2 separate regions of the Homo sapiens genome follow, and region 1 is linked to region 2. Evidence: chromatin loops called from intact Hi-C (ENCODE). Cell type or tissue: Calu3. All regions are shown on one strand. Links, peaks and the distances in the headings refer to the core of each region. The heading gives the core; the rest is flanking DNA.

The links. A loop is a pair of places that touch in the nucleus more often than their neighbours do. Peaks named below come from ENCODE experiments on the same cell type or tissue, not always from the same donor. Only the 100,000 strongest peaks of a DNase experiment are listed, where the experiment ranks them.
Region 1: a loop joins it to region 2, with 4 times the contacts of the local background. A loop is called at or near these places in 10 of 110 quality-filtered maps.

Annotation. Positions count from the first base shown.
Region 1 is chr6:81,836,373-81,840,776 of GRCh38, reverse strand. No RefSeq gene overlaps it. Among named protein-coding and RNA genes, the nearest start is that of LINC01526, 24 kb to the right of the region's middle. In Calu3, for the core only: no CTCF peak of the experiment used is centred there; a DNase peak (open chromatin) is centred at 2,656.
Region 2 is chr6:81,765,071-81,769,474 of GRCh38, reverse strand. LOC105377873 (a long non-coding RNA gene) reads left to right here and starts at 1,060. Exons shown (of 3, transcript XR_942729.3): 1 at 1,060-1,195; 2 at 1,748-1,878. In Calu3, for the core only: no CTCF peak of the experiment used is centred there; DNase peaks (open chromatin) are centred at 1,693 and 2,514.

The DNA of each region.
Region 1 (4,404 bases), core at 248-4,247, 71 kb before region 2:
TGTAGACAAATGCACTGAGGCAAAATAAATCCAAGTCATGAGTGTTAAATGAATCCATCTTTTCTGTGCACTTTCAAGAACTTAATTCAGTTAGAAAGATAAACGAATGTCTCATCTATACTTCATAGCCTATACCTCAACCCAACTGATGATAAGATATATAAAAACATGTCTTAGGAAAATTTTAGGCCCAGCACAGATACTCTGTTAAATAGTTACTGTCTTGGGCTGTCTGAATGTGCAATTTGGCAGCTGTAGCCAATTTGCTGAAGAATCATATCTGTGCCACCTCTCCTTTTCTCATTCAGGTGGTAAAATGATAGCCTACTCCTATGAATCTACTCATTTAGTTTGCTAGTATCTAATTAACGAAGATGTGAACTGTTCTTTCTCTCACTTCAGAGATGAGCTGACTGGCTCATGGCTCCTGCATTCAGGTGAGTTCTCAATCGAGGTTGGCTGGCCTGACTGAGTCAGCACACATCTAGTGGAACTGACTTTCACTGGGGCCTCTTAAGAAGAATGAGTTGAGAAGATGGTAGGGGATCAGCAGAGGAAAATGCTTCTGGGGTTCTATTGGGTGGAGGAGCTATTGCCAAGCTGTGATTAATCAAACACACTTTTTTTTTTTTTTGGTTTCTTTGTTTTAAATTTTTGTTTCCTTTCCAATCTAGTTAGGCTAAATGTTTGTAGACTCAGCCCCAATACCCTTCACGAAGTTTCTACTGCAATATTCTGGCAAAATTAGACTTTCTTTTTGCTTAAGTTGAGCCAGTAAACTATTTAACCAACTATAATTTTTACCATAACTCTGTTGATTATGTTTGTTTGAGCTTGGCTCCTTGATCCACATAATAATGTAAGACTTTGGTCTTGAAGGCTGCAGTGGAGGTGACAGTGGGGTAGGCATTCTAGCTGAAGGGTTTTGAAAGAAAGACAACTGTCCGAAATGATACACACTAGATATAGATATTGACTAGAATAAACATCTAATTAAGATTATTCCAGTTCTTTTGGTCTTTGTTTTACTTAATATAGCTGAATACGCATATCTAAGTTTTCTGACACCAATTTCTTTGTTATTGTTTAATGGATTTAAAGAGCAAGACTTTTTTCTGTCTTATGCAGGTTCACATGAGACACCTTATTAAACCGTATTTCATTGTTCAACACATGTCCTCATTCATTTTTCATCAGTGAGAGATACTGCCTCCTTCTACTTATGGTTTCTGTTCTGTAGCATTAAGTCCTGTAGATTCTTAGTATTTAACTAAAGGTAATTTAAAATAAAATATTGTGAATAAATGTTAGTAATAATAGTAATTGTTGTGGTTGTTAGTGTTACCTTGGAGTTGTGTGAACTTTAGAAATAATTCAAGTGGCTGTCCAGTCTCAGATGTATTTTATTCCCCTTCATAAACTTTCTGTTCAGCAATGCAATGGATTAGTTCAGTGCCTTATGGAGATTTTGGTGGAGGAAATATGCAATTGCTGTGAAAGTCTGCTCAAGGGCTATCTCCTCTCTGAAGTCTCCCTGCTGTCCTCCAGGAGGCATTAGAACTTCTGTGTTCCAGTAGGACTCTGCTTATACACGTATCAAAACACTTGCTCAACATTATTGTAAGGATTTAATTTGGAGGTCTAACTCCTAGAGTATTGCACTTTGTCCAGTTTTCTATGGGTTTAATTCCTTTTTCCTCCTGCCCTAAGCAATACCCCTGCCATTTATTACCTGTGTAAAATATATATAGTGACTTCCTGCCTGCCTCAATGGATGAATGACCCTTCTCATTTATTGAGAGTTTCTTTTCTTTTTCTTTCTTCCTTTTCTTTTCTCTTTCTTCTCTCTTCTCTTTCTTCCTTTTTTCTTTCTGTCCTTCCTTCCTTCTTTCTTTTCTTTCTTTTTTTCTTTCTTCTTTCTCACTCTCTCTCTTCTTTTCTCTTTTCTTGTCTTTTCATTTTTCTTTATCTTCTTCAGCTCTGTTAGGCCTAAATGGAGAAAAAAGTTCATAACTATTTCTTATGTCCCATGTATATCACTCATAGTTCATGCTTTATGACAGTCAGTAGATGATTCTTCTTGAATTTCTAGGAAAGACATGTTGCCATTATTCTATTTTTAAATATCCATGAGTGGGAAACTTGAACTACTGAAAACCATGTTACTCACCCAATTTTCTCTCACCTGTGCTAAAAGACATTTGGGGGCAGAATATATGTGTTAACAGTAAAAATGTTAATATCATGATTAGCATATTTTATATTGGCAAGATAAGCCTTATGAATACTTACATGCAGTCAGATAGTTAAAAAAAGGAATTAAAATAAGTCAGACAAAGTTTTCTGACACTGTCCTTCCTGATGATTTGGTCTATTTCTCTCATTGCATGTGTTTTTTTAAACACTTAGCTCCCGCTTATAATGAATAGCCACCTCTTTTTGGCTAGACTTTTAATATATTACAGAACTAGACACATCAGAGTAGCTCCAACCCTCACTAAATGGAATTGAAAATACCAGAAGCCCAAGATAAGCAAGAGGATTACTAGATAGTAACCTAGCAACACAAGTCAAGCAACTGTACTCTAGTTACTTCTTATGTTTGTTAAACCTCCTGTGATGTTATACACTCTATGAATCATGTTGTGCATACTGAAGGCGTGCACCTGTATCGACAACATCACAAAGATTCTAAGAAGGAAATCAGAGGTATGCGGTTGCATCCTTATTGAAAAATCATGGGTATAATAATGGAATTGGAAACAATTCATAGAATTGCTTCTGCTGCACATTAGATGTGAATGGCCCATGAAGCTTGCCTGTTTAAAAGTGGTATTTCTTCCTGTATTTCCTCTATATACCCACTGAAAATTTAGCTGTATTTTATTATGAGAAACTTTTTAAAAACAATATTGAGTTAAGTGCTGGGGACTCAGACGGACATAAAATCATTTTCAGGTTTGCCAAATTATATAAAATGACCTTGTTGGAAATATACCCAACCATTTTCTACTTACAAGAGCATTACTTGAAGAGAAGCAAATGTGAATTTGTGAAGTGCTTTCACCTCTTCATTCATTCCTTCAACAAATACTTTTAAAGCACCTACTATGTGCCAGGAATTATGGGGTACTATAGAAACACAGAAGAAAGCAAGAAAAATTGCTGACCCAGCTCTCATGGGATGAAAATCTAGGGGAGGAAACAGACAGAAACTAAACCAATAATAAAATGGAAAATATGGTGAGTAGAAAAGTCTAGACAACTATGAGAAAAGAGGAGGTGGTGTTAGGAGAGTCTTCTCAGAAGTAATGGTTGAGCTAAAGGACAAGTTAATACATGGTAGATTAAGGGAAGGATGAGTCTAATGGAAGAAATGATTGTGCAAAGGCACCAAGGAGGTAGAGCACTTTTGAATTATTTAACCCATAATATAGAAGGCATGGGAATGCTGGAAGAGAAAAGAGAAGGCAGGAATTTGGACGGAGAGGTTGGCAAAGCCCACTCTATTCAAAGATTTCCTCATAATCCAGAAAAGTAGAATGTAGGAAACTCTTGCACAAAAATAGAAAATTTATATAAATCCATCCAGTATAAATATCTACATGCAGAGTTATACATACTGATGCACATAAAACAACAATAATAATATCCATCTCACCTGTATCCCTCTTGTTATCTATCTGGGAATTCTGGAGAGCTAAGGAAGTCCCTATGCAAAGCAAGAATTTGGGTTGGCCAAAAGGGTGATATTACTCTACACATTTGCAAACATGGTCTACTCACCAGCATCTTTACACAAGTTCACCCAGTCAATAACTATTTATTGTATTTTGTCTGTGTATCAGATATAGAATGAAAGAGCCCTGGGCAGAAGACAGGGAAGAAGGATTGAAACTGAGGGGCAGAGAGGTGGAAACTGACCCTGATACTGATCATCTATCATCTGCCAATCATTTCACATACATTAGTTTATTTCATATTTCCAGAAATTTCTTGAGGTATTATTAGGTGAATTTTAAAGATGAGAAAGTGGACATTCATCAAGGTTAAAGGACTTGTCCATGTAAATTGTGCAGCCAGGAATCTGATCCAGTTCTGAGTGACTCCAAACCCATTTCCCTTTCCATTTATTGAAATTTAAATTTAAATGTTTTTAATCAACAAATAAAAATTGTATATATTTATGGTATACAGCATGATATTTATATATATATATATACACACACACACACGTTGTGGAATGACTAAGTCAAGCTAATTAACATATTTATTATTGCACATACTTATCATTTTTTGTGATGGGAACACTTAAAATCTATTCCCTTAGCGATTTTCAAGTGTACAATGCATTATTATTAACTATAACCCTCATGATGTACAATAAATCTTCTGAATTTATTC
Region 2 (4,404 bases), core at 73-4,072:
CTTGAAATGTGAACAATAATAAAATGGCTACAATATCTTAGTTATCTACTAGGTGCCAGGTAATGTACATACACTATCCATTTAATCTTTTTCACAGTTATGCAAATAAAATATTTTTGCCATTTTATGTATGAGAATACAAACGCTTAGGCTAATTTGTCCCAGCTCACACAGCTAGTTAGTGACAGAGTAGAGTTTGGATTCAGAGAATCAATTAAAATTATTGAACTAGATAAGATTAAAGACAATTGCTTCTTCAGGTCACTTTGGGCAGAGCTGAGGGAGGGGACAGGAAAGAACCAGGTTCTTCATAGTTCAAGATGTGGACAGTTCCAGTTTCTTCTCCATTCTCCAAAGAGCCTGATATTGTGATTTCTGCCTGAGATTGCTTCATGCTTGGACAAAATGGACTTCAGTAATAATGCTGATATTATTTTTGTTATATAAGTTCTTATAGTATACAGTGCTTCTGCCTAAAATAGCTCTTTCTGTAAGCATGGGAGGGCAGGAACTCACCTTCATCCTCAGGATCCTATGGGGCTAATTCCTCTGTGCAGAGGTAGATTTTCTGTGAAGCGAAAGAAGTTTACATCTTCAGGGACTCTCACTTGCTTGGGCATATGCTTTTCTAATATTTGAAAGAGCAAAACATTTTAGCCACGATTAAGACTGCAGTTTAGGCTGAGTGTGGTGGCTCACAATTGTTATCCCAGCTACTTGGGAGGCTTAGGCAGGAGTATAATTGCTTCAGCCCAGGAGTTCAAGGTTACAGTGAGCTATGATCACACCACTGTACTCCAGCCTGGTGACAGTGAGACCTTCTAAAAAAAAAAAGACTGCAATCTCTTTTCATATGAATTATTTTCCATGCCTTTTCATGTTGGATAGTCCCAGACTAGCTGTGGACATTTTTGAGATTTGGCTAATGGGAAATTAAATTGGGAGTCCCTCTATTTGGGTTTAGGGAGATGGATTTATGTGGTTTGCAGTCATTTTCAGGTATAGTAATTATTATTGCTACCTGTCCATGTGCAGGAATACTTTCAGAAACCCTCTTCCCACTCATCTGCAATCACAGAATGAAGACACAGTGGTTGTAATACTATATGAGCATGCTGTGCTGTGCCAGAAGTATGTGGGCAGTAGAAGAGAAAGAAGACTTGAACATTTTTCAAATCATCATAACAAAAAAATTGTAAGCAAAGGTTTTGAATCTCATCAATGCTGTGTTAAGTCAGAAAAGTCAGAAATCCTCTTCTACCATACATAGGGGTGCAATCAAAGAGTATGCAATCAAGAAGAAAAAAGTAGAAAAAAAGTGTAGGATGAATCAGGGATTTAATTAATAAATATTTTTCTGGATTTTTTATGTTTGTGGTATTTGTTAGCTGTTTATATGTATACTTTGTGGTGATTTCTCATCTTAACTAAATATTCACACATATCTATTACTTATAATTTTGTATTCTTTTAAAGAGTTCCCCCATAATTATATAATCTTTAGATCCCACAGATCTTATATCTGCCCCTCCAATACAGCATTTAAACATCCACTAACTAATTAGACTCTTCACTGAATCTTGGTGACAGGAGGGAGGAGGAAGAATCCAGACAGGTGTTCTGCCAGGGGAGTGGCTTTGGAACTGGACCAGGACATGGGCTCTCTTGCTCTGGTGTAAGCAGGGCAGGTCCCGCATGTTGTCTTGGTCCCCATGCCTGACTCATATTATCATTTTTTTTCAACAAGGCCAGTCTAATGAACAGGTAGCTGTCAGCACTACAAAGGAGGGAAGACTCCCGCACTCGCTACCACATTTCTTCTCCACCTCCTGTGGTGGCCTCAAATACTAGAACTAGAGGCACATTCCTTTGGGCTTGGTAAGTTTTTTAGTCTTTGAGAATAAAATTAAAAGCAAATGTTTTACAAACAATTTCATCATAAGTCAATATGAAATATCCCTTAGTCCCGAGGTTTAGGAATGTTGATGAGGATGATGATGATAACCTACCAATTTCTGAACATTTACTATGCCTCAGGGAATGTGCTGCACACTGCACTGTGTGCAGTCAATCCTGCAACAGGAGGAAACTGAAGCTTAGAGGGGGTCATGCAGCTCTAAGTGACTGAACAAGAGATTAAGGCACAAAAATAGTTAAATGACAAATTATGAGGCAAAGGCTTTAAAATTTCAGGCATTTCCCAATTATGCCTTGGGCTAGCCCTTCCCTTTGCTGCTTTCCTCAACTCTAGTAAAATGCTGATTACTACTCTTAATCACAAGCAACAGAGTAGAATATATTCTACATTATGTGGGGTTCAAAAAATTAACCCCTAGGCAATGAAAATATGTTTTCTTCAGCATAAGAAACAAAATTGGGATAAAACACCGAACGACACCTGGATTGCAGAAAAAGTCAATTACCAAAGGGGAAAAGGTTTGCAAGACAACTAGAGCTAGGCAGTTAAACATTAGCATTCAATGGTTTGAAGTGTTTAGGTTTTGCAATGGTGTGGTTTGGAAGCTTTCCAGCAGAAAGGCTATTTTCTTTTAAAAGGATAACTCTCTGCAATATTTTCTTTGCTGAAATAATGTGATCCTTAATGACGTCTTATATGACCCAAACTTAAAATAGACCCTATTATTTTAGCTGACCTCATTCTAACCAGGTTTTTACAGGTCAGCCATTAACTATCAACAGCTTCCTGATAATTAATCCTACTTACCCAAATAACTGTTAGCCTGTTAGCCTTATCTATGCTAAGAGGAAGCTTTTCTACGTACCAGACTTCCTCAGTGAATAAAACACAAACTGAAATTCTGCAGAAAGAGCCAACATTGTGAGGTTTGAGAATGAAGAAACAGATTGAAGATTACAACGCTCCCCTGTCTTTAGCTCCTTACTTGCTGAAATTCTGTGGTTCATCTGGCACAGGAATGGCTTTACAGTAGAGTCAGCAGCACAACTACTCAGGTCAGGAGTGGTTCTCTGGATGGCTCTATCAAAATGCATGGACAACAACATATGCAGTTACCTAAGTGGTCTGGATTGAGAAGCAATGGGGGAAGATATCTTAAGTAGCCATTAGTGTTATTTCCTCTAGGATTTAATTTTCTGCCATTAGAGGCTCATTCTTGTGACTCTGAAGAGCTCTAAGATTCTACTAGGAAAATACAGCTGCCATCTTTGTTTGTCACCTACTCAAATGCAAGACTGGTGTTTGATAAAATGAGGGAAAAGAGGCATGCTGTTATAACTGATGCTGTCAGGACTCCAGGAAGAAGAAAGGTGATGAAATAACAAAATTGCTTTCTTCATTTGGTGAAGGGAGTAAGGCGCTCATGCTGGTCCCATCTAGCAATTTGTAAATGGGTTGTTTGAACATATGGGTCTTAACATGTTCATAGATCGTGGGTGTGTGTTTGTGTGTGTAAAATGAAAAGGCTTATTATTAGATGTAGCCTCATGTCAGCATAGTATAAAGTTCCTCAGGTAAGGGCATGCTTTATAATTAAAGGATTTCTGCATCTGTAATTGCCCATGACATGTACCTTTTCTTTCCAAGTCACATTTCTGATTTTCAGTGACAATTTATTATTAACCTATTTTCTCATCGGGTTAAAAGCATATCCCAAAATTTTAAATCCAATGTGCTCCAGTACATATAAAGAGACTTATTAAGATGATCTTTTCTTAATAAGTCTCTTTATATGTACTGGAGCCCGAAACTTCATTAGCAATTTTAATTTCGCCCTGGTCCTGTGGTCCTGTGATCTCGCCCTGCCTACATTTGCCTTGTGATATTCTATTACCTTGTGAAGCATGTGATCTCTGTGACCCACACCCTATTCATACACTCCCTCCCCTTTTGAAAATCCCTAATAAAAACTTGCTGGTTTTTCAGCTCAGGGGACATCACGGAACCTGCTGACATGTGATGTCTCCCCCAGGACACCCAGCTTTAAAATTTAAAAAAAAAAAAAAGATGATATTTTCTAAGAAAGGTAATTATATCTTACATTACACAAAAAAAAACACTAAAATGACTATATAACCCTGATGGGTTGTGACCTACAGTTTGAATAGCAGTAATCTAAGATAGTATCATCATTTGCCCAGATATCTGCAGCAGTCTATTAACCCATTTCTCTTCTATTTTTCCCTCATGAATTCCCCATACAGCAGCAAAAAGGATCTCAAAAGATAAATCCAGTCATGCAACTCTCCTGCTCAAAGCCTTCAATAGCTTCTAACACTTACACAAAAAATCTAAAATCTTTCAAACTCCTCACCACAACCTACATGATCTGAACTTTGACATTCTGTTCAGCCTAATCTCATGCCATCTCTCCCTTCCTCTGCATGCTCTGGTTCCATAGAACACATTTGAGTTCCTCCAGTACA